3 separate regions of the Mus musculus genome follow, and all the other regions are linked to region 3. Evidence: chromatin loops called from intact Hi-C (ENCODE). Cell type or tissue: heart. All regions are shown on one strand.

What was found. A loop is a pair of places that touch in the nucleus more often than their neighbours do. Peaks named below come from ENCODE experiments on the same cell type or tissue, not always from the same donor. Only the 100,000 strongest peaks of a DNase experiment are listed, where the experiment ranks them.
Region 1: it touches region 3 in a loop (5-fold over the local background); 16 of 42 quality-filtered maps call a loop at or near these places.
Region 2: a loop joins it to region 3, with 6 times the contacts of the local background. A loop is called at or near these places in 8 of 42 quality-filtered maps.

What each region holds. Positions count from the first base shown.
Region 1 is chr4:41,222,372-41,230,371 of GRCm38, forward strand. Ubap2 (ubiquitin-associated protein 2) reads right to left here. Exons shown (of 29, transcript NM_026872.1): 5 at 7,324-7,477; 6 at 4,828-4,905; 7 at 3,909-3,963; 8 at 985-1,088. Among named protein-coding and RNA genes, the nearest start is that of Gm24837, 15 kb to the left of the region's middle. In heart, CTCF peaks have their summits at 3,235 and 4,190 (motif pointing left); no DNase peak of the experiment used is centred here.
Region 2 is chr4:41,384,120-41,392,119 of GRCm38, forward strand. Ubap1 (ubiquitin-associated protein 1) reads left to right here. Exons shown (of 7, transcript NM_023305.3): 5 at 3,056-3,238; 6 at 3,977-4,078; 7 at 4,562-5,647. The coding sequence ends at 4,702. It overlaps Kif24 (kinesin family member 24), which reads right to left. Exons shown (of 13, transcript NM_024241.2): 13 at 6,629-8,000. The coding sequence ends at 7,993. Among named protein-coding and RNA genes, the nearest start is that of Ubap1, 39 kb to the left of the region's middle. In heart, no CTCF peak of the experiment used is centred here; DNase peaks (open chromatin) are centred at 3,812, 4,722 and 6,192; H3K27ac peaks cover 519 bases.
Region 3 is chr4:41,281,931-41,289,930 of GRCm38, forward strand. It overlaps Gm42273 (a long non-coding RNA gene), which reads right to left and starts at 3,211. Exons shown (of 2, transcript XR_881194.1): 1 at 2,719-3,211; 2 at 1-247. In heart, a CTCF peak has its summit at 4,692 (motif pointing left); no DNase peak of the experiment used is centred here.

The DNA of each region.
Region 1 (8,000 bases), 60 kb before region 3:
TTTCCCATTGAGAGGCTTTGAAGGTAACAATAAACTAAAAGGAGTTGGGAGTATTCTCCATCCAGCATGCTTATATAACAAGAGCATAAGAGGCTGGAGAGATGGCTCAGCAGTAAAGAGCACTGACTGCAATTACAAGGGTCCTGAGTTCAAATCCCAGCAACCACATGGTGGCTCACTACCATCTGTAATGAGATCTGATGCCCTCTTCTGGTGTGTCTAAATACAGCTACAGTGTACTTACATATAATAAATAAATCTTTGGGAGAGAGGGAGCGGTGCTGGAGCGAACGGGGCCAGAGTGAGCAGGGGTCCTGAGTTCAATTCCCAGCACCCACAGGATGACTTTACAACCATCTGTATGGCTACAGTGTACTCATATACATAAAATAAATAAATATATATATTAAAAAAAGAAGAACACAAAACATTTCTTTAGATAAGGTCTCATGCCACAGTCCAGATTGGCTGTGAACTCAGCAGCTACTAACAGACCCCCCAGTGCTGGGAATTACAGGCATGACCCACCATACTCAGATAAGAACAATTTTAAAACAAGCTCTAGGGACTCAAGAGATGGCTTGGCAGTTATGGATGCTTGCTATTCTTCCAGAGGCCCTCCACTCAGTTGCCAGCATCTATGTCAGGTGGATTATAATACCTACAACCATTGCTCTAGGAATTTGGCACCCTATTCTCATCTTTATAAGCACCCAAACTCCCATGCATTACCCCACAGAGACACAGACAGACAGATAAGACAGACACACACTGTGCCCATACTCCACCCCTAATCAATCCTAGAAGAGTCTCTGAAGATGGCTGTGATGAGTCTTGAAATCCCAGACTTCTAGAATATTAGACAAGAGGATCACTGAAAATTCAAGGCCAGCTTAAGGTACAATGAGACTATTTCTCAAAAACAGACACAGAACAAAACAAAGACTTCTAACAAAAACAAAACAAGACCAAAAAACCACTTACCCGGTCCCTCATCTGTACCATTCTGAGCAGCTTCCCAAACTGCCAACTTTGTCCCACAGCCATCTGTAGACATGGACTCTGAATAGTCTGCAGGATTGAATGTCCTGGGGGGGTTGAAGTAAAGAAACAAGCAACTAAAGCAAGCATCAAAATCACAAAATAAACCGTATAAAATATACCAAACAGCATTGGGGAGGCAGATCTCTGAAAGTCAAGGCCAGTCTGATCCATATAGCAAGCATCATGACAGCCAAAGCTACATAGACAGACTCTAAAAACAAGAAAATAGAAAAAAGAAAATATTCAAAACCAAATCAGCTCAAGTCCCTTCAAAGGGGTGCTATAAAAAGTCCTCCCTCCTTATATTGGATAATGGCTAACTCTTTAAGCCACTGTGATGTAGGTATTTTTTATACACTTTTTGCGCCTATAATAAAGATCTCTGTTTGGGTTATTCTGTTTTGTTTTGTTTTCAGACACAGTATTTTCAATGTAGCCCTGGCAGTATTCAAACTGAATATGTAAACCAGGAGTGGCCTTAAACGTACAGAGATCTGCCCCCCAGCCCCCAAATGCTGGGTTTAAAGGCTTGTGACACCCCAACCAACCCCATACAAAACTGTTTTATTTAGTTACTCACATGTACTACAGCACACTTTCCTTCTACCCTTAAAAGTCCTAGGGACAGAACTTTAAAGCGTTGGTAACAAGGACCTTTATTAACCTTTAGGTCCAGTGATTTGAATGTTTTCATTTTTGTTTTTTAAACAGGGTATCACAATGTAGCACTGACAAGCCTCTAACTCACATAAATATGCCTGCCTCTACCTCCTAAGTACTAAGATTAAAGACATGAGTGAGCCTTATCATTCTTGAAGATGGGGTCTGTATCATGTATCCCTGGTTATCTGTGAACGCTGTAACTAAAGATGACCTTGAACTTCTGATACTGTAATAGATTCCCAGACCTTAACACAGGCCTTGGGTACCTCAGCACATAGGCAGCACCACCTGTCAAAAGAAGAACAAAGAAGACCTTCTCCATCTTGCTTTGGGGAAAGTCCCTAAATATAGTGACCTTGCTCTTTGGCTCCTATAGTTCCACTTCTGGCTAACTGAAGTGTGTCAACCCAGGAATGTAGGTTTTGTGATTAAAAGCCCGTTCTGAGAAATGCTCAGGGCTACAACTCAGTCTCAAACACCTGGAGTAGTTACTAATAAAAGTTTCTATTGGCTTGAGCTGTGTCCTAGTGGTCTTCTCTAGTGGATACCTCAAGTTTACAAGTATTACAAGTTTATACCACCATTCCCAGTTTTATGGTATGCTGGGGACGGAATTTTCTTTGCCTGTTCTAGGGAGGCACTCTATCAACTACATCGCCAGCCAAGCGTACATATCTTCAACAGACGTTACTTTAGGATCATCTACCTACTTTTGTATAAATGGTCTTCAAGTTTCTACAATATAGTCTTTGGCATCCTGAAAAGTTATGAAGACCTGGAAGCCTTCCCAGTCTAGAAAGAACACCATTGAAAATGTCCAATGAAAGGACCAGAGAGAAGGTTCAAAGTGGTTAAGAGCACTTGCTGCTCTTGCAGGACTTGGGAGACAGGTTCCATCCCCAGTACCCACTCGAAAGCTCAAAATGGCCTGGAATTCAAAAGTTCCTAGGAAACCTCTTCTGGCTTCACAGGCCCCTTCATGCCCATGGCACACAAACATACATTCAAGCCCACACATAAAACTGCATATTTTAAAAAAGTCCCAATGAGAACAAATACATCAAGTGTAAACGTGTCTCCTTCTTGTGTCAGAATTGAAGCTTCGACTGTCCTGAAACTTGCTTGTAGACTAAGCTAGCCTTGAACTCAAAAATGTGCTGGTCTCTTGCCTTAGTGTTGGGATTAAGGAAGGGTCTGTCATAACACCAAAAGAACTTTAAAACTCTTTATATTTTCTGTGTTTTCCCTACATGTACATATATGTACCATGTGCATGCTGCCTGCCCAGAGTCCAGAAGAGAGCATCAGATTCCCTGGAACTGGGGTTACAAATGGCTGTAAGACATGATGAAAGGCCTGGGTGCTGGAACCAAACCTAAGACTTCTCCAATAGCAGCAAGTGCTATTAGCTGATGAACCATCTCTCCAGCACCCCCAACTGTGGATTTGAGTAGAATTATATTCTTCATATATGGATATAGCTAAAGAAATGTTTTGTTCACACTTCTTTGTATTATCACTAGAGGGGGCTGGTGAGATGGTTCAGAAATAAAAGAACTAGCTGTCAGGATTCACAGGCTACATCCATGTTACAATGCACGCATAAGAACATAAGTAAACAGAAATGCTATGAGTTTAAGGCTAGGGTTCCAAATTCAAGTTGTCTTGCCATGCACAAAAGAAACAGTAAGAGAAAGAAAAACTAGACATAACAGTAGCTAACTCTAACACCTACCTAGAATGCTCAGCATTCACTACCATCACTCAGGACAACACTATCATTCACATAAACACTTCATGTTAAATAGCTAGATTTAGCCGCATCTGTAAGTGGCTTTCAACCTGGCAGCCGAGGACATTATGCACATATGCCTACTCCCTTGGGAACATGTGGTGTCCGCAGACATGTTAGTAACTTCATGAGGAAGGAGAGGGGTGTCAGGTTAGAGAGAAGGATGATGTAGCATCACTGTGCAGCACATGCACACCAATGAAGTTATCCAAGCAAACTGCACGGAGCAGAGGCTTCAGTGCTGACGCAGCATTTACTGCAACAGCAACAACAACACTATTTTCACTATGGTTAGAAAGCCCTTCAGAAGTACAACCACCTCTAGCTGGGATAAAGTACAGGCAGGTCAAAGGCAGATAAAACAGAACAACTAGGAAGCACCTACAGCAGTGGGATGGCTGTGACTTACCCCATGCTTTGAGCGGAGAACCTTCCTGTCCCTCTGCCCCTGCCACGTCCAAATCCTTTAACAAAACACAATTATAGAATATAATTGTATTTGTACATGTATATATAATGATTAAATAAAGCAGAGTTTCAGGCCAATCTGGGGCTACAGGGTGACTTCTCAACCTGTAGTCAATCACAGACTACAGTATGAGCCTTTTTTTTTTTCCTTAAAAAAGAAGAAAAAAAAAAGCAGCTAAGCAGCTAACTCATTCTTAGGGGCATCTGATGCCCTCTTCTGGCCCCCACAGGCATTGCATACACATGGCACACAGATGTACATGCAAGCAAACCGTTCACAGATAAAACAATTTAAAATATAAATAATGCCTTGGCAATGGTGGCGCACGCCTTTAATACCAGAGGCAGAGGCAGGCAGATCTCTGAACTGGATGCTAGCCTGGTCTACAGAGCAAGTTCCAAGACACTCAGGGCTATGGAGAAACTATGTGTAGAAAACAAAATACCCCAAACCCCCAAATAAATAATAAGCTCTCCTTGCTTTGTTGGTAGTGTAACCATGTATATCATACCTCTGTCTCAGCTTCCTAAATGCTGGGATTACATCTGTACACCACTATAACTGATTATAAAAGTGGCTTAAACAAATCATCTGAAAATAACCAAAAGGATTCTTCAAAGTGACAGACATAATCCAGGATCTGAGGGATGGCTCAGGGATGGAGCCATTCTTACCAAGGACAGGCAACCTTCAGCACCAAAAATAACAAAACCAAAGCAAAATGTAAAAACAAAAGAACCGGGCATAATCTAAGGGGTTCCTTCTCAGCCATCTTAGAGAACACTCCTTCATACTGCATTTCCAATCATCCTTAATAGCCAGGGTGGCAGCAGCTGGCCTGGTCCTCCTCCCCCCTCACCTCTGCCTCGGGCCCGCTTGCCCCGCTCCGCAGGCTTGTCTCCTTGGCTGCAGTCAATCCCATTCTCTTCACCTTTGACTAAAGAAGAAAAAGCAAACATGTCAACTTTTCATTTTCAAACCTCTTACCAAACTTATGAGATACAAAACCAAGATCAAAATGCACAGAAAGAATCAAAAACCCAACACTCTTCTTTGCAATCCCACAAGTTCAAGGCCAGCCTGGTCTAAATTCAAACAAGGGCTACATATTGAGGGAGCACCTGTCTCAAAAGCCAAAAAGGAAAAAAAAAAAAAGGTTAAAAAGAAGTTAAAATGTAAACAACATTTAGAAATCATGATGAATAAAAAGTAGCACAAATCTAGAAGCACATGACCAAAGGCTTATCCAACACTAGGATGACAAAACCAAGAGAATCGTGAATTCAAGCTCAAGGCCAGATGAACCACATAATCAGACCTAGTATTTAGAAAAAGAAAAAGAGCTCTTAAGGTCTCACCTTTCTTATTCTCAGCTCTCTTTCTCTCTCTCCCTTCCACCCTCTCTCCACATGGCCATGGCTGGCCTCTCTCTTTCTCTTACTTTCTCTCTGCATTTCTACAATAAAGCTCAAGGAAGGAAGGAAGGAAGGAGGGTGGTGTGGAACAAAATCCTGAATGGCACCAGATGCAATCCCAGATAGAAGACTAAAATGAAAATCACATGGTGCTGAGCATGGTGGCACAGTCCTTTAATCCCAACACTCAGAACAGAGGCGAGAGCTCTGAGGCCAGCCTGGTCTGCAGAGCAAGCTCCAGGGCAGTCAGTCAGACCATGACTAAAACAGTATACAGCATGGGCATTTTACTTTCTGTCTACATGTACCCTCCTGTAAAATAAATTTTCTATAAATAAGTACTAAAACCCAACACTTACTACAAAACAATGCTATCTATAAACATCACAGAACAAAAGGTAAAGTGTAAGAGACAGGCTTTGTAGCATCCTACCAGAAAAGGCAAGGACAGACTTCTGTTTCTCATATTCATACTGGATCCAATAGATCCATACAAAAACTAGTCAATAGATATTGATATCATTACTCCACTTTTTAGTTGCTGCTTAGCTCACATGAGCTTGGCTTCATTTGCAGTACAAATTTAAATTTATCCTATCCCTTCCCATCATCCTCACCTGCTTCTGAACTTTATTTCTCCCCAGAACAAGTTCTAACAAACATTACTAAACTATTGAGACCAGGTGTGGTGGCCCACCCCTTAATCCCAGCACTTGGGTGCCGAGGGCTGGCAAAGCTCAGGAAGTTTAAGGGCAGCCAAGGCCACATAGTGAGATCCTGTCTCAAAAACAATAAAAACCAAGTATTTTATAAGTGCTAGAAGTGTGGTCAAATAAAAGCCCAAGCAAAGGCCCCTGAGTGAGTCCCCAGCACAAACTATACATTTCTATTACTTAAATACTCATTTCTCGATCTTGATGTTATTGTTCAATCGACCTTCATTTAAAAATAGAGCTGGTGAGGTGGCTCAGTGGGTAAGGGCTCCTGCCAAGCCTGAATTCACTCCCAGGACCCAAATGGTGAAGGGAAAAAGTCAACCCCAAAGTTTTTCTCAGACCCCCACATGTACACCATGACATGTGCACCCACACCCGTTATGAAAATAAAATATATATGTACTTTTAAAATTTAGAGTGAGGGACAGAAGTGGGTGCCTGTAATTTCACTGCTGGACAAAAAGGAATCTTAGCTAAAGCCGGCTCAAGGTATATATTGAAAGTATAACAGTTTCATAAGGGCTAGGGAGAGCTCTTTGAGAGAAGATTTTACGATATAGCTCAGGTTGGTTTGGAACTCACAATTTTTCTATTAAAAGCTCTCAAATTCTAGGATTATAGACATGAGCTCACTGTGAGCTGTTTGAAAATCTATGTGTTCATTACTACAGGTTGCCAAGTACTCCCTACACAGCAACAAGTTGTCTCCTGGGCTGTTCCAAGTAAATTGGTGTCAAAATATGGATCAAAGGAAACTGCTCAAACAATTCTGCCTTCTGAATCTGCCTCCTTTAATTTTTTTTTTTTTTTTTTGTGTGGTGGGAGGGGGAGGTGGGTGACAGGGTCTCACTATGTAACCCTGGGTGGCCTGGAACTCCATGTAAATCTGTATGGCCTCAAAACTCACAGGAACCCACATGCCTCTACCTGGGGCTGAAGACACACCTAGACATCTCTAATTAATTTAATCTATGTCTATAGCATGAATATCTGTAGGGGAAGAAAAAACAGCTTCATACAAACAGGCCTATACCCACCACACTCCCAGCTTGCTTGGTTTCTAGCCAGTCTGAAAGGACAAGAATGAACGACCTGCAGCTCAGGTCGGTACAGGATCTTACAGACTGCCCTGTGTGACCCAGTGTCAGTGGGAGTGATTGGTAGTCGGGCTGTTCTCCCAGTCTTCGGGTGTGTGAGAACGGCTAGGAGAAGAGCTACACTCACACTCTCGGACTCGGTTGCCGCCTCTTCCCTTGCGGTTGTTGGTTCCCCGTCCACGACTCGCTTCTCTCTCCGTCCTCTTCTCTCTGTTTTCTTTGTTTTCTGAACTTTCTCTTCCAAAATTCTTCTTCTTCCCTCCTACAGTCTCCCATGAAGTCTGTCAAAAAGTAGAGTCTATACCACTAAGTGGTCACACAGCTTTGAAAACTTACATTCTATTTCTTTCCCATTTGTGGGATGTAAAACTATGACAGAAAGTTAGGTAAAGTTGAGCAAGGGGAGACCTGGAGACTCAGTGGGCACACACCTGAGGCTGAGGTGAAACACTCTGGCTGCTGGCCACCCTCCAGTGTTTGCACAGTTACCCCCACTGCAGTTAGTATGCCAAGACTGTCATTGCTGTTGGTTAGTCATTAGAAACAAAGCTGCTGACACTGTCAGGTAAGACCCATGGCAAGGAAGCATGGAAGAAACTATGTCCCACAATGTCCTAGAAGGAGTCAGAAGTCCAAAAGAACTTTTCTCTGCTCCATTTCCTTCACGACCACTCACCCGCTAACAAGAGTACTCGTGATATGTTCAGCCCCTAACTTACTATCATACGCTCTCTGACAAAAACAAAGATCCAGCTCTGGCTCGCAGTTATGAGATTTCTATGTTCAAGACAGAGCTGGTGATGG
Region 2 (8,000 bases), 100 kb after region 3:
TCTACAATATGGTTTCTAGGGTTCAAAAAGTGGTCAGGTTTTGTGGCAAGTACCTTAACCTGAGCCATCTCTGGGCCCTTCTTCTTTTTAAAAGATTGCTTTATTTTTATGAGTGTTTGCCTGCATGTATATATATGTGCACATGTATATATGCCTGGTGCCTGAGGAAGTCAGGAACTAGAGTTACAGTTGTGAGCTGCCATGTGGTGCTGTGAAGGAAACCTGACTCCTTGGCAAGAGCATAGGTACTCTTAACTGCAGTGCCATCTCCGGCCTCTCTAAAGAAACCCCAGTGATTCCAGCATTGCAGAGGCATTCTTAGGCTGCCTCTGTCCACCTCCACTTCCACCTATGGAAGCTTTTCAAGTCCTCTACTCTCAATCTCTGGAAAGTTTGAAATTTACTAGTGATATGTCTTACTTAGTTATTGTGTTGAGCACCCTGGGTCTTTACAAACTGGGGCTTAACCCAATACCCATTTTATGTTTGCCAATAACTACATTTTATCTTTTTATTGACAAGACTCCTAATAAGGTAGCACTGTCAGAATGCAGTAATGGTGTTGTATCTGGGTCTGAGGGGTGTACCAACCTCGCCCCCTCACATTAATCATAATCATGGATTATAACCTCGATAAATGACTTGAAACACCGTAGTACTAGTAATTTTGACAAGGAATCCTTTTTCATTTTTTGGAGTTAGTCTTGCTGTATAACCCAGGCTGTCCTTAACTTGAGGACCTTCCTTCTCCTTTTTTTTTTTTTAAAGATATATTTCATGTATGTGGATACACTGTCACTGTCTTCAGACACACCAGAAGAGGGCACTGGATGGACATTACAGATGGTTGTGAGGCACCATGTGGTTGCTGGGAATTGAACTCAGGACCTCTGGAAGAACAGTCAGTGTTCTTAACCACTGAGCCATCTCTCCAGCCCAACCTTCCTCCTTCTTAAGCCCTAGTGATAAGGGATCCTTTTAAACATTGTCCTTTTGGGATCTCCATAATTAGTGTGGTGCCTGTTTGATTAATAAAACATGTCGAAGAGTCATTTATCTCTATTAAGCAAAGTATTTTCAGTTGTAATATTTAAAAAGGAAAGGATACTTTGCTCAGTCCTAGTATTTAAAATCCTATGCATTGAGCTGAAGCGATGGCTCAGTGGTTAAAAGAACTTACAAAGGACCCAGATTTGGTTGCCAGCACCTATATTGTGGCTAATAACCACATGTAATTCCAGTTCTAAATTTCATGACCTCTTCTGAGCTCTACAGTCATCAGGCATGCGTGTGGTGTATACATATATATAGATATGGGCTAACATATACATAAAAAAAAAAAACCCAAAACAACCATGAAAATCCTTTGGGTGTGAGCACACTGGAAACAGAGGGAGGCAGATCTCTGCTTTTTGAAGCCAGATTAGTCTACTTAATAGAATGAGAATTCTAGGCCTACATAGTGAGACAAAAACTACCTAACTGACTTTATTATAATACCTTATTGGCTATTACATTATCTCTAATATTTATTACAAATGATGTGAAAATGACTATATATAGAGATAAGCTTAAATGTTTTTGTAGGTTTATGTATATGAATGTTTTGCCTACATACATACTTTATATATAGCACATGCATGCTTAGTACCTGGGGAGTTCAGCAGTGTCAGATTCCCTGGATCTGGAGTTATGGATAGTTTTAAGCTAGCATGTGGATGCTGGCAACCAAACCCAGGTTTTCTCTGCAACAAATAAATGCTCTTAACTGCTGAGCTCTCTCTCTAGCCTAAAGGTTTGCATTTTAATATTCACAAAGATACAACTAGATCAAAGAATTTTATCAGGCCTTCCTTCAGCCACACTTACTTGAAGGACAAAATACTCCCAAAGCACAGCTGTTAGGGGACTGCACTTTCTAAAAGTGTGTGTAATTTAGAAACATATACCCACATTCTAGCAGGTGTTCATGGGGCTTTTTAAAGGGAGAAGTACACATGGTGGAAGAATAGTCCTGGCATTTTGGCTGGGCTCATGTGAGAGCTGCCTTTACTTTTTTAGGAAGCTGTGTCTTGAGTCCACACAGAGTCTGCTCCTGAGAAGGGCCATATAATCTTGAGTCTGCAAAGTGGCTAGACTGCTTTAGCTTCTGATCTTCCATGGCTGCTGTAGCCTACTGAAGCCCCTAGGAATGGACTGCTTAGAGTATGTTACAGGTGACACAGTTCAGTGGAAGCTGTCAGCCTACATGCCTGTGATCCTCCTGGCTCTCTTCAGTTTGAGAACATGCGGTTATAGCAGAACTTGCTTTAGGACAGAGGACTGACTACTTACTGCCTTGCTTAAAAAGGAAACAAGGAAAATTATAAAATGTTTTCTTTGGTTCTTGGAAGCCTGCAATTTTGTTCCTGTGGCCTGGGAGTGAGCTGAGCTGCCTTTGTGCCTTAGGCTTCATTATCAGAGGTGAACCAATCAGGTGATACTAGGGAGGTCCGGTGGCAGGGAGCAGCATGCTTGTAGCCATGCAGTAGACTGCCTAGGAGTCTAGCCTAGTATGGCTAATACTCCTTCCTTCCATCTTCACTGCAAAGGACAGCAGCTTTAGCAGGGAATGAAGCCAAGTTATGTGGTATGAGGCAAAGGTAAGTGCCCTCAAAATCCTGAGGCCCTGAGCTAGCCATGACCAGTGAGAGGCAAGAGTGAGACTAGGATAGTCAGTTACAGAGTAGCAATGTCTGCAGTGACTGAGTCTTAACCAAAATAGAGTTAGGGGCTAATGAAAGGACACAGAGAAATCTGCACAGCCCTCAAACATTCATTCTGTAGGTAGGTTCAGACTCAGAACTGATTTTCAAGTTACAGGGATCAGGGCATGGAATAGCATGTGCTGTCTGAACATGCAGGAACTGCGGGTGAGGGCTCCAAGGGTTGCTGGTGTTTCCTAGCTTTTCTTTTTGGCTGGTACTCAGTACCTCTCTTCTTTCCAACCCACAATGCCTGGACAGCAACCTGGGCCTCAACTCATCTTACCGTGATCTTGTTTTTCTATTGTCAGGTAACCCCTCTAAATTTCTCAGTGTCACAAGTGCCCAACATGCCTAGCTGTCCCCAGGCCTATTTGGAACTGCAGGCACTGTCTCCGAGTGAGCGGCAATGTGTAGAGACAGTAGTCAACATGGGCTACTCATATGATTGTGTCCTGAGAGCCATGAGAAAGAAAGGAGAGAATATTGAGCAGGTGAGGTGCTGGTCTGTAAGGTGTGGGTGGGGGAGCATGGTGACCTCAAGTTAGAGTTGTGATCTTGAGGTCCTCAAGTGCCTGCAACTCCAGCCTCCTCCCGTGTGGGTATGTGGAGCCTTGGGCTATCATCAGGGACCAGAAGTTGAACAGTAGTCCTTGAGAGTCTGAGAAAGCCTGGGGGGTGGGAGGGCTGGATCTGTTGTCATTATCCACCCCTTTGTACCTCTAGAGAGTACAAAACTGAGCATATGGTTAGATCTACACTTCTTTTTGAGATAGGGTCTTGTGTAGGCCAGGCTGCTCCGAACTGAGGTAGCTGAGGCTGGCATTGGACTCAGTCCTGACCGCTAGCATTACAGATATATCCCACTACTCGGCTTACCTCTAGAAACTTTTGTCATGGCTGTGCAGGACGCTGTGAATAGCATACTATAGTCCTCTGCCTTGGGGACATTTTCTGACATGCACTGTATTTTTCTAGAAGACTATTATCCTACTCTGGCTGAGCTGATCTTCTGGGTTGAGTCAGCTGTGACAGTACCTCCTTTGGGATGTGGCTGCTCATTTCTAGAAGGGCGTGCCGGTTTGTTTACCAAGTCATTATTGAGGTTATGCTGTGCTAGGCAGTCTGGGCCTGATAACTGGGGAGGGACAGGGAGGCAGCTTCACACAGATGGTCTAAAGCTCTCGACTCAGGAGTAACAGGAGGAGCTCAAGCCTTGTTTCTTTCCTTAGATTCTCGACTATCTCTTTGCACACGGACAGCTTTGTGAGAAGGGTTTTGACCCTCTTTTAGTGGAAGAGGCTCTGGAAATGCACCAGTGTTCAGAAGAAAAGGTAAGAACCTTTATGCATTCACAGGAGCAGAGTTGACTGCTGTACTCCCTGGCCCCTGCACTGCCTTTTCTTACTAGTCACTGTAGGCAGAAGCAGTCAAAGACAGACTCCAGTGTCCAGACAAGGAGTCTTGCATTTAGTATAGATAAAACATGGAGTTGAATCCCAGTGATAGGAAGGGGAAGTAGAGTTGCGCTAAAAGCCAGGCTTTTGGAAGACAGTGACTGTTGATAGTCTTTTTGCCTTCCCTTCTATCTAGAAAGCATACTTTAGGGGTTAAATACTTTGTCTTGGTGGGAATATTCATGTGGGCAGGAGCTCGTCCAGAGGTCAGCAAGTGAATTGTTACTTTCGAGGGAACCTTAAAGACCCATGGGACTGCTTGAAGGAGGCAGAATCTTCACCTGCAGTATACACCTACATTCAGCTGCTCTGCGTGGCTCAACTCTTTCTGAAAAAAATTTGTTCTCCTTTATCCCATAGATGATGGAGTTTCTTCAGTTAATGAGCAAATTTAAGGAAATGGGCTTTGAACTGAAAGACATTAAGGAAGTTTTGCTATTACACAACAATGACCAGGACAATGCTCTGGAAGACCTCATGGCCCGGGCTGGAGCCAGCTGAGACCTGGCCCTGCTACGGCCCTGCCACAGCACCACCATTCCCCAAGGAGGCTCTGCACAGCTCACTTGTGGGGAAGACGGGACATGCTTCCAGATTTTCTTTGGGGGTTAGAAGGTCGGATGTGGAGTTGACACTTGTTAGTCTCTGTGAGCCCAGGCCTGAGCTGGGGGAAAGTAGGAAGATTTGGGCATATATGCTCTCTATTGGTTCCTTCCATATTAAACATACCTGTGTTTTGAGAAGTGTCCTTCCCACTTTGGGCTTTCAGAAGGAATACTTGGTTCTTTCTGGGGTCTCTAATGTTCTCAGCCAAAACCTGGCCTGGCTACCAAGAAGAGTGGGAAGACAGGAGGAGCAGACTGCTGCTGTTTTGGGGCTAGATCCTTTCCTCTCCTCTCTGCTGCACCACTGTCAGACTGGGCTCTAACCCAAGTGGAATGCAACTGAGAGGGTCTTCCTGGGCCCGCCTTCCCCGACAGCCCTAGTGTTACACTGGTTCTGGAGTGTCTCTGCGGTACAAAGATGCACTTTTCTTCATGGGGCAAAGTCTGCCTCTTCTGCCAGGCAGTTCCCATTTGCCCCTGTCCAGACTGTTTCTTTTGGCTTAGACCATAATCCTCTGCTGCCCGGGGCATTGGAGCCCCTGTGCTAGGAAGCTGTCAGTTTTGAGTATCATTGGCCCTTTCCAGCACATGGGTGAGAAAACAGGCCACGACTTGTCACTCAGCACTAACCCCCAGTTCTTGAACAGCCTCCTCCAGCCCTGCTTTAGGATGACACAATGAATAACACCTAGGCATAGAAACCAGTCTCTTTGGTTTGTTTGTATTATGTTCTACAATATTAAAGATCTAAATACAAAGGATATAATACAGTCTTGAATCTAAAGTAATTTGCTAACTATTTTGATTCTTCAGAGAACTACTAATAAAAATCTAAAAGGTATGCCATGCTGCCTTAACCTCTTTATTTTGAAAAATGGTTTGACTCAGGACAGTGGGTAGATTACGGGTAGCACAGTCATTTCTGGCCTGGAACAGAGCCTAGTTGTCCCTTTCATATCAGTATCCTTTTCCCACTGAGGGCCTATGGGACTCAGAGGCTGGCCATCCTGTCTCATCTTTTTTTTTTTGTTTTTTTGGTTTTTTTTTGTTTTATAAATACAGACTCTCTAAACCTGGTCTAGTGCAGCCTGTGGAACAAGGGTATATGCTTTCTTGCTAAAGTGGAGAAGGGGTATACAGGTTTTGAGGTATCCTTTAAAATATGACAAGTCAAGTCCCTTTGCTTGTGACTACTACCAGTCACAGGCAAGGTTAAAGTGCTTCCCCGGCTCTCAGTGGTGCTCCTATAGCTGACAGTTCATCCTTAAAATTTCTAGTACTTATCTTTAGTAGAATCCCACATCCTTTTGGTGTTCTTGGTTGGGAATGGCCTCTGATTTTTAGTGGTTATGTGAGAGGCCTTAAGCTAGGAACAGGCTGCCATCTGGTGGTCAGTTCAAGCACTGCCCGTGGCTGCCAGACAAGCCTTTCAGCTCTTTTATAGAGCCAGACCTCACTATAGTCCAGGTTTAGACCATAATCCTCTGCTGCCCGGCTAATTCCTTTGAATTTAGTCCTCAGCATCCCAGATGCTGGGGTTACACATGAACAGTGTCACACCTGGCTTATCTTGGCTTTTTAAATATAACATCCTAAAACCATAGAGTTCTTAAATGTATGTGGTAATGGCTTCAGGGCCCAGGCTGTGACACATGAATCTCAGGTTAACTCAGGAAGACCTATGAAACTAACGGACTCTTGGAGGCTGTTTCCCTTGGGGTTCTCTCTGTTTAAAAGGTGATACAAGAGATGGGAAGATGGTTCAGTTAGTGTATGTGGTACAAGCATAAGAACTGCGTAGAAAGCCTGGAGTAGCTGGTTGTAATGGTGTATGCTACATCTTTAATCTTGGCATTTGTGAGGCAGGACTACTTTGTGAGCTGGTCTACATAGAGAACTCCAGGACTGCATAGAGAGGCACTGTCTCAAAAGAAAGCCTGGAGCGGTGGTCTGAGAAGGGAAGGGAGAGACAAGAATTTTGGACTTGTTGGCTAATCAGTCTGGGTAGATCAACAGGGAGACACTTGCTTCAAAAATAAGGTAGAGAATGATTTGAGGGTACCTGGTAACATCTGTCCTGCACACACAGCAATACAGCAAGAACTCATTTGAAGAGATGTGTGTTTGTTGCTGTGTCAGAAGATTCAGACTGCTGACTGTAGACTCAGTCCCAAGACACCCGTAGCAAAGGCCCTTGAGTGTTGCTGGCCTAGTACCTTGGACCACTCAAGCCTTGGCAATAGACTTGCCTGAGATCTCCCAGCCTGTTTAATCATTCAGAGGCACTGGGAATGAGGAGTCATAGACAGGAGCTAGGACCTGCCACAAGAACTATGAGGGCTGGCAGACACTGACATGGGCCTGCTGTTTTAGCAAAAAAGAAAAATTAATGAGAAAACCGTGCTGCTGTTGGCACCCTCAAAGCTGGATTGCAGGGAAGGAAACTAAAAGCATACCCTGGACCTCAGGTGCTCTTAAGAAAGATATCAAGAGTTGTTCGCCAGGTGTGGTGGCTCACGCCTTTAATCCCAGCACTTGGGAGGCAGAGGCAGGTGGATTTCTGAGTTCCAGGCCAGCCTGGTCCACAAAGTGAGTTCCAGGCCAGCCAGGGATATACAGAGAAACCCTGTCTCGAAAAACCAAAACCAAACCAAAACAAAAACAACCAAACCAAAACAAAAAAAGAGTTGTTCATTTTATAATTTCCAAAACTAAATTTCCACTCCCTGCTGGGAAGGAGTTCACCTGACTGCCTGGCTGGTACCAGTGTCTTTGAAGACAGAAAGGCACTGTCAGCAATAAGGCTGTTGGCTCAACTTGTGCTCCCTAACCTCTGACCTCCGATGTCCAAGTTAACATTAAACATCCTAGTCTTATCCTCAAATTTAGGACATCTACAAAGTTAATAGACCAAGTCCCTACAGATGCAGGTTGGCAAAGTGACTACTACTCTGAGCCCCAAATAAAAGGGGACATGAAGGCTTTCAGCCTAGTACTTTGTTACAGGTGGCCCTGTAGTTGGGAGTTGAGATGAGGTCTGTCCCTGAGTAGTGGGTCATCCAAGGCCATGTATGGCTAGGTTGACCCTAGGGGCAGGACAGGGAGGGGTCGTTTTTAGGAAGGCCCTGGCAGAGCCTCTTCCAGCCCCAGAGAGCACAGCAGTGTCCATCCAGAGTGAGACATGCTCTAAGACA
Region 3 (8,000 bases):
AACTTGCTAGACAGAACATGCTGGCCTGCAGGTCTCTATCCTTCTGCTCAGCTTCTACTGAGCGTCAGTGTCTCAGTTTAAGTATGACTTTGTAGGTAGGTCATTAGGCAGGCCTTGAATTTGCTGCTATCTTCTTGCTTCTGCACAGAGTGCTGGGGTCACAGGGATGCACTGTATACCCAGACCTTCATGGTTGAATCCTCTAATAGTTAAATCTTCACCTTGTGGCCAGGCGGTGGTAGCAGTACTGCAGACAAACAAAAAAAAAAAAACAACAACAAAAATGAACGAACAAAATCACTTTGTTACCAACTTAGAACCAAATATTACCTTTACAGCTGTGTCTTCTCCTGGGAATATTTATATATGAGGGAACCGAAGCACTGAGGAGTTGGGTAGCTTGCCCAAAGTCTCACTCACAGATCTCTAGGACATCCTACCAATATCTAGACACTGATGGATAACTGAAGTGAGCTTGATTTAAAAAAAAAAAAAAAAAAGTTACAGGATTTGTCCCAGTACCTCGGGGCCATTTTTCAAGGAAGAAAGACTAGATTGCTACTGGGCCAGAGGGGACAGCATAGAGGAGCAGAGAGCCAATGGAAATGGAACACGTCTGCAGGAACTCACAGGAAGATACTCAATGGAGATAAATAAGCCCAGCCTTCCTGGCCTTCTCATTCCTCCCCATCACCTGGCCTTGCCTCCACTCCCAAGGCTGCTGTCCCAGGCTTGTCCCCACCTCCACCTGCCGAATTTCAACTTCTGCTCTTTACCACCCTAATTTGGCCTTAGAGTGTGTAACACAGTAAACTTCTGGGAAAGTAAGATACAGTAAAACTTCAGAAACATGCAGGGTAGGGAGCCAAGCCTTCCTGGACCAACACAGACTGTGACAACCTGTAATTGCAGACAGACTGTGACAACCTGTAATTGCAGCACTGGGGAAACTGAGGCAAAAGTATTGCTGGGTTACAGACTCGGGATTAGTTACAGACCAGCAGCTCCCTAGCTAGAGGACAGAGTTTGCTAGAAGATAGAGATTGATAGACAATAGAAAGAGATAGATAGGGCTGGAGAGATGGCTCAGTGGTTAAGAGCACTGACTACTCTTCCAAAGGTCCTGAGTTCAAATTCCAGCAACCATATGGTGGCTCACAACCATCTGTAATGAGATCTGATGCCCTCTTCTGGGGGTGTCTGAAGACAGCTACAGTGTACTTACATAAAATAAATAAATAAATCTTAAAAAAAAAAAAGAAAGAAAGAAAGAGATAGATAATAAGTAGATGATATAGGTTGATAGATAGATTCGATATAGAGATTGATAGATATTTAAACAACAGCTTAGACCCTGCCTTCAAGAAACCTAAATCAAAGCCTGGTGTGGTGGCACACGCCTTTAATCCCAGCACTTGGGAGGATTTCTGAGTTCGAGGCCAGCCTGGTCTACAGAGTGAGTTCCAGGACAGCCAGGGCTACACAGAGAAACCCTGTCTTTAAAAAAAACAAAAACAAAAAAAAACAAACAAAAAAAAAAAAAACAAAAAAAAGGAGGGAGAAGGAGGGAGGGAGAGAGGGGGAGAAAGAGAGAGAGAGAAGGAGGGAGGGAGGGATATCCAAATCTACAGTAGGCAAGCCTGACCCTCTGTGGCTGTTCAAGTCCCACCTCAAACCTTGGTGGAGGAAACAGGAAACCTTTTCTTCAAGAGACAATTCAAGGGAATTCAAACTAAAAACAGCACTGGAGGAGGTAGGGCTGGAGAGATGGCTCAGCAGTTAAGAGCATATATACTGCTGTTCAATTCCCAGGACCCATGTAACTCCAACTACAGGGGGTCCCACATCTCTGGCCTCTGGAGGAACCCACACATTCAAATGCACAGTACAAAGACATACATATACATGGTTAAAAATAATGAAAATAAGGATTTGAAATGGAGCTGGGTAGAGAACTTTCCTACCATGCATAAGGCCTTGGGTTTGAATCTCCAATAAAAAGGAAAGGAAAAATTAACTCTAGCCTGCTATCGTGCTAAAGGCCTAAGGCAGAAAGCTGTTTGAGCTCAGGAGTTCAAAACAGGAGGGAGAGAGATTAAGAATCAAAATGGGGGCTAAGCAGTGGTGGTGCACTCCTTTATTCCCAACACTAGGGAGGCAGAGGCAGGAGCATCTCTGTCAGTTCCAGGCCAGCTTAGTCAACAGAGCTGTTACACAGAGAAACTCTGTCTCAAAACAAACAAGCAAGCAAAACAGATCTCTTTGGCTATATCTTGACCCAGAGCCCCTCTGCTTCTGCTTCGTGAGATTACTTAAGTGGCAATGAGACTCTGGGAAGCAGGTTAAACCAGTTTCTACAGGCCTGGACCTGCCCTGCCAGAGAAGAGCCCTACTGAATGCTCCTTTCAACTTTAGTCCCAGCCAGCTACAGAGGTCCAGGAGACACAAAAAGGAACACACACACTAGCACAAATCTCAAAAAACAAATGGAGCCCAATTGGATCTTTTAGTGCTGTAGTCCCCGGGGGCAAAACTGTGGTTGCCTTTTTGCCCTGTTCTGCGGAGCTCACAGTGGTAGCTGAGTCCTCTATTCCTCCATTCCTAGGGCCTCATTCCTATGGGACAGCTTCGTTCCTCAGAGTTACTGAGACAATGGGTTTTCAGTTTCTTCCTCCAGGTTGCTCTGAGTTCCCTGAGTCCTATAGAAAAGCCACTTACGTCCCTTTCGTGGCTGGCCTCTCTCTCGCCTTACTGTGGTTATACAGTGTAGACTCCAACCGGAAGGAATTATGAGGCTCCAGGTCAGCATTTGGCTAATGGCCTGGTGGGAGCCTCGAGGGCCTGAAGCTGTGTGTTGAAGTTATCTCTAATCAGTGCCTCTCTTCCTCGTTGCTCGTGGTTATTCTGGCTGAGTTCAGATGAAAGAGATCGACCATCTCCCCAGGACTGTAAATCCAGTATAAAATCGCAGTAAATGACTCTGGTCCTTCAAAGCCTGAAGAACGCCTTACTCCTTTACTTGATCAAAGAAGGTCAAATTCGTCCAGAGAGAGTTAGTTAATGAACTGCTTATTTAGAATTGACCAGCTGCCTAGAGCCAGGCATGGTTGACCTGGGAGACTGAGACAGGAGATTGACAACTTCAAAGCCCATTTATAGTGCAAACTTATTTTAAAAAGCTGAATTAAAGCCAGGCAGAGTGTGCATATACCTTTAATCCTAGCACTTGGGGAAGCAGAGGAAGGAGGATCTCTGAGAATTAGAGGCCAGGCTGGTCTACACAGTGAGTCAGGCCAGACAGGATTACACAGTGAGACCCCCACCCCCAAAGAGAGGGGGAGGGGCTCAGAAGGCGTCCACTGCTGAGCCTGACCACCCGAGTTAGTTCCCTGGGACCTACACAATGGAAGGAAAAAACTGACTCCCACCGCTTGCCCTGTGACCTAAACACGTGCAGAGACACCCTTCCCCCCACCCCCAATAAATAAGTACAGTTAATTAAGTAAATTGAAAACTTATCATCCTTTACAAACAAACAAAACTACCAAGAACCCAAATCAAACAAACAGAATACAGGAACATCACCCAAACTCCAACGACTAGGAGATGCCACTAATGTAACTTCTGTAAAATTTCATTCACGGAAGTGGGTAACAGCCCATTTCTTACATAGAAATATACATATGGCTTTATTTTCTTATTGTCATTATTATTTTACAGTGCTGGGCATTAGGGAAGTACTCTAGCTCTGAGCTACATCCCTAGTACCCACCTGGCATGTTGTGGTGTGTGTGTGTGTGTGTGTGTGTGTGATATGTGTAGGCTCATGCATGACGTGGTCCACATGCAGAGAGCACAAGACGACTCTGTGGTTGTCTCCTTCCACCTTTACATGAGCTCTGGGTGTTTTTTATGCTGGCCTGTTTTGTTGTTGTTGTTTTAAGACAGATAGCACAGATTGGTTTCAAAGTCTTGGTTATCCTTCTGTGATAGTTTGTATATGCTTGGCCCAAGGAGTGGCCCTGTTGGAGTAGGTGTGGCCTTGTTGGAGTAGGTGTATCACTGTGGGTGTGGGCTTTTAGACCCTCATCCTAGCTGCCTGGAAGCCAGTATTGTGCTAGCAGCCTTCAGATGAAGATGTAGAACCCTCAGCTTTGCCTGTGCCATGCCTGCCTGGATGCTGCCAATGTACCCATTTTGATGATAAAGGACTGAACCTCTGAACCTGTAAGCCAGTCCCAGTTAAATGGTGTCCTTATAAGAGTTGCCTTGGTCATGGTGTCTGTTCACAGCAGTAAAATCCTAAGACACCTTCCATTTCAGGCTCCTACGTTCTGGGATTATAAGCATATCTCATCTTACCAGGCTTCCCAGACAGCTTTAAATACCCATTTTTGTGAAGTTGTGTGCATATACATGCTTTTATACACCAATCTATACAGAAATCATAGGGAAGGTTAGTTTAGGGGTTACAGCTCTGAGAACTTCAGTAATAACTGAAGTACTATAGCTCTGCTTGCCTCGTCCCTCCTCAGTCCTAACAATGGGGTTTGGAAGGTTGGGGAGGTGGTTCAGGTGCACCTTGAAACAAAGTTTTATAATGGATCTGTGGGGGCACGATTTCTTTAGCATTCTTCCTAAGTGTTGAGTCAAGAGTGATGCGTTTAGAATTTGGCTAAGTTCTGGCTCCCCCTACTGGGAATGTGATGGATTCTCTGGTCACACAAGGCTAAACAGACTATCTAGCTTCTCAAAGAGACCCTTGAAGTACAGTAAACTCCCCTTTCTTTTTCCTTTCCTTCTCCTTCCTCCACATTCTGTGATATAGAATTAGGGTCTTGCTAATGATTAGTTTGAACTTGGCTATTTTGTCTATGTTGACCTAACAAATGGCAATCTTCCTGTCTCTTCCAAATAATTAATAATACTGGGATTACTGGCATTTGCCAGTGCACCCAACTGAAGGTTGGCAAATGTGTCTGTGTTGCCCAGATACCAACTATGGACAAATCTAGAGATGATATTTTAGGTTTCTGCTATGTGTATAAATATGTATGACTGTATTTTTTTGTGTTTGTTTGTTTGTTTGTTTTTGAGACAGGCCTTGGGTTCTCTTTGTAGACCAGGCTGGCTTGGAATTCAAAGAAATCTTCCTGCCTCTTCCTCCCAAGTTCTGATGATTAATGGCATGTGCTATCATGCCTGGCTGAGAGAAGAGGGAATAGGAGAAAGACAGAGACAGAGACAGAAAGAGGGAGCCAAAGATGACATTGAACTTTTTTTTTTTTTTTTTTAATTCCCACATAGGATCTCTCTGTGTAGCCCTGGCTGTCCTGGAACTCACTTTGTAGACCAGGCTGGTTATCCTTCTGTGATAGTTTGTATATGCTTGGCCCAAGGAGTGGCCCTGTTGGAGTAGGTGTGGCCTTGTTGGAGTAGGTGTATCACTGTGGGTGTCTTAAAAGATTAAAAGATTAAAAAACTTAAAAGATTCCGCAGCCCCTGCCTCCAGAGTTGACCTTGAACCTCTGATTCTCCTGCCTATGTGCACTAGGCTACAAACTGGTGTCAGCCACTTACCTGGTATGAGGTACTAAGAATTGAACTCAACTCAGTCCTCCTTCCTCAGTCTCTCTAATGCTAGAATTACCATAGTCCTGGCTTATTTGTGGGGAGGGGTTCTTTGTTTTCTGTTGTTTGTGCTGGGGATTAAATTCAGGACCTTGTACATGCCAGACAAAAGTGTTTTACAATTGGGCTATATCTCTAGCCCTTGTTTTGTTTTTTGTTTTTTTTTTTGTTTTTTTTGTTTGTATGATTCTGAGACAAAGTATTGCTATATGGCTTAGCACTCACCATGTAGATCAAGCTAGTTTCAAAACTTCTGGGAGCCTGTCTCCTCAGTGCTGGGATTGCAGGTATATGCCACCATACAAAGCTACTTTTTTTTTTTTTTTGAGGTTATTTCCTGTTGCCCAATGAACTGTGTAGCTACCCAAAGGTAAATACTCGTCCTGCCTCAGCCTCCCAATGTTGGGATTACAGGTGTGCACCACCATATCTAGTTGCTGGTCTGTTTTGTGATGACACTGACCCACAAGTACTGTGGTCATTTCCTTATTTACAGACATGGACTGTGTAGTGTTGTTGTCTGGCTAATACTAGACACCTGTCCTTAGATCCATCTGCACCAGCACGCCTGCCTAGAGTACCTGCTAATCCCCAGAAATCAAAGGAAAATTCTCTATATTTTGCTTTTTCTACTCACTCACTAATTCACTCACTCACACACACACTCATATACACATACATACACACAATACTTACATACTCACACACACACTAATACACACATTCAAACACACTCACACATGCTTACACACACACACACACACACACACACACACACATTCACACAACAGTATCCCTCCGTCCCCCGCCACACACACCCCATCAGTGCAGGGCCTCATTTTGAGTCCACAGCCCTAAGCAGCTGTACAGCTAGAACCAGCCCCTTCTCTCTCATTCATACTCAGTGTTGGCAGATGGCACCTAGGAGCAGGGGTCCTTTCTCAGGGATCTGTGTTAGTACCTTAAAATACACTCTAGCTGGGTGCTGGTGTTGGTGCACACCCTTAGTCACAGCACTTGGGAGGCAGAGGCAGGTGGATCTCTGAGTTTGAGGCTAACTTGAAGACCAAATTCCAGGACAGCCAGGGCTACACAGAGAAACTCTGTCCTGAAAAACCAACCCCCCCCCAAAACAAACAAACAAACATGCACTCTACATGATGATCACTTTTACTGTAGCAGACTAGAGGGCAGAAAAATTATGAGGATGTTACTCAGGGAACACACTGAGGACCCAAACCTGCACCATACCTCACACCAAGGCGATCAGCTTTGCTATTGGCAAATGTCCGAACCTCAAAATACTGGAGATAAATCATTTATGTGTGACGCCTTTTGTTTTGTTGTACTAGATGGGGTCTTGCTCTGTAGCCCGGGCTAGCCTCCAATGCAGTCTACTTCTGACTCCTGAGTGCTGAGATTAAAGGAGTGTGCTCTTGTGTCCAGTCTTCTTGGTATCTTTGTGTGGGGGTGTAGACAAGCTCTCATGTAGCTAGGCTGACTTTCAACTATGCAGCTGAGACTTCCATTGAACGCCTGATCCTTCTGCTCCCATCTCTCAAGCAAGCACTACTGGCAACACCATGACTTGTTTATTCATTTATTAATTTCATTTTTTCCCTCCAGGTTTTCGTGTGTGTGTGTGTGTGTGTGTGTGTGTGTGTGTGTGTGTGTGTGTGTAATTTGCCTATAGGTAGCTGGTCCCATTGTTTTAGGGCCTGTGGCAAAACTGAACTTCATAGCTGGGACTGTGTGTTGAAGAAACCCAGCTGGGGAGAGGAGATTTGAGAGTACAAGAAAGAAAAAGGAGAGGGTCCTCTATCTTCAAGTACAGAGCCCAGTGCTCTAATTTCCCTCCATTTTCTGTCACCTCCTAGAAGACTCAACCGAGTACTATCAGCAGGGGACCAAGTCTCTACCAAGTGAACCTGGGGGGCCACTTAGGATCTAAATCTTAGCACTAGATTCACTATTCCCAGTCCTCTGACTGGGGAGTTGTGAGGGAGGTCACAGAAGGCAGTAGTTGAGTTTTCTTCCTGACTGCAGCATAGGATGTTAATTACAGATCTATACACAGTTAATGATTGGTACAGAAAACACATGCTGAGCTCAGGTGATGAGTATTAGACTCTGAAATCCTTAACTCTGTCAGGTGTGGTAGTTCATGCCTGAGAGCCAGCTCTGAGGGGGCTGAGGTAGATTAGTTCAAGGCCAGCCTGTGCTCTGACCACGATGGATATGGCCTACCCCCCAACCCCCAAATCATAGAGGAACAGGAACATTAGTGAACATTGAAGAGCTAGTAATTCTCTTCAGCCAAGAACCCAGGGGATGACAGGAGGAGCCAGCAGCTCCTGAGGAATGAAGCA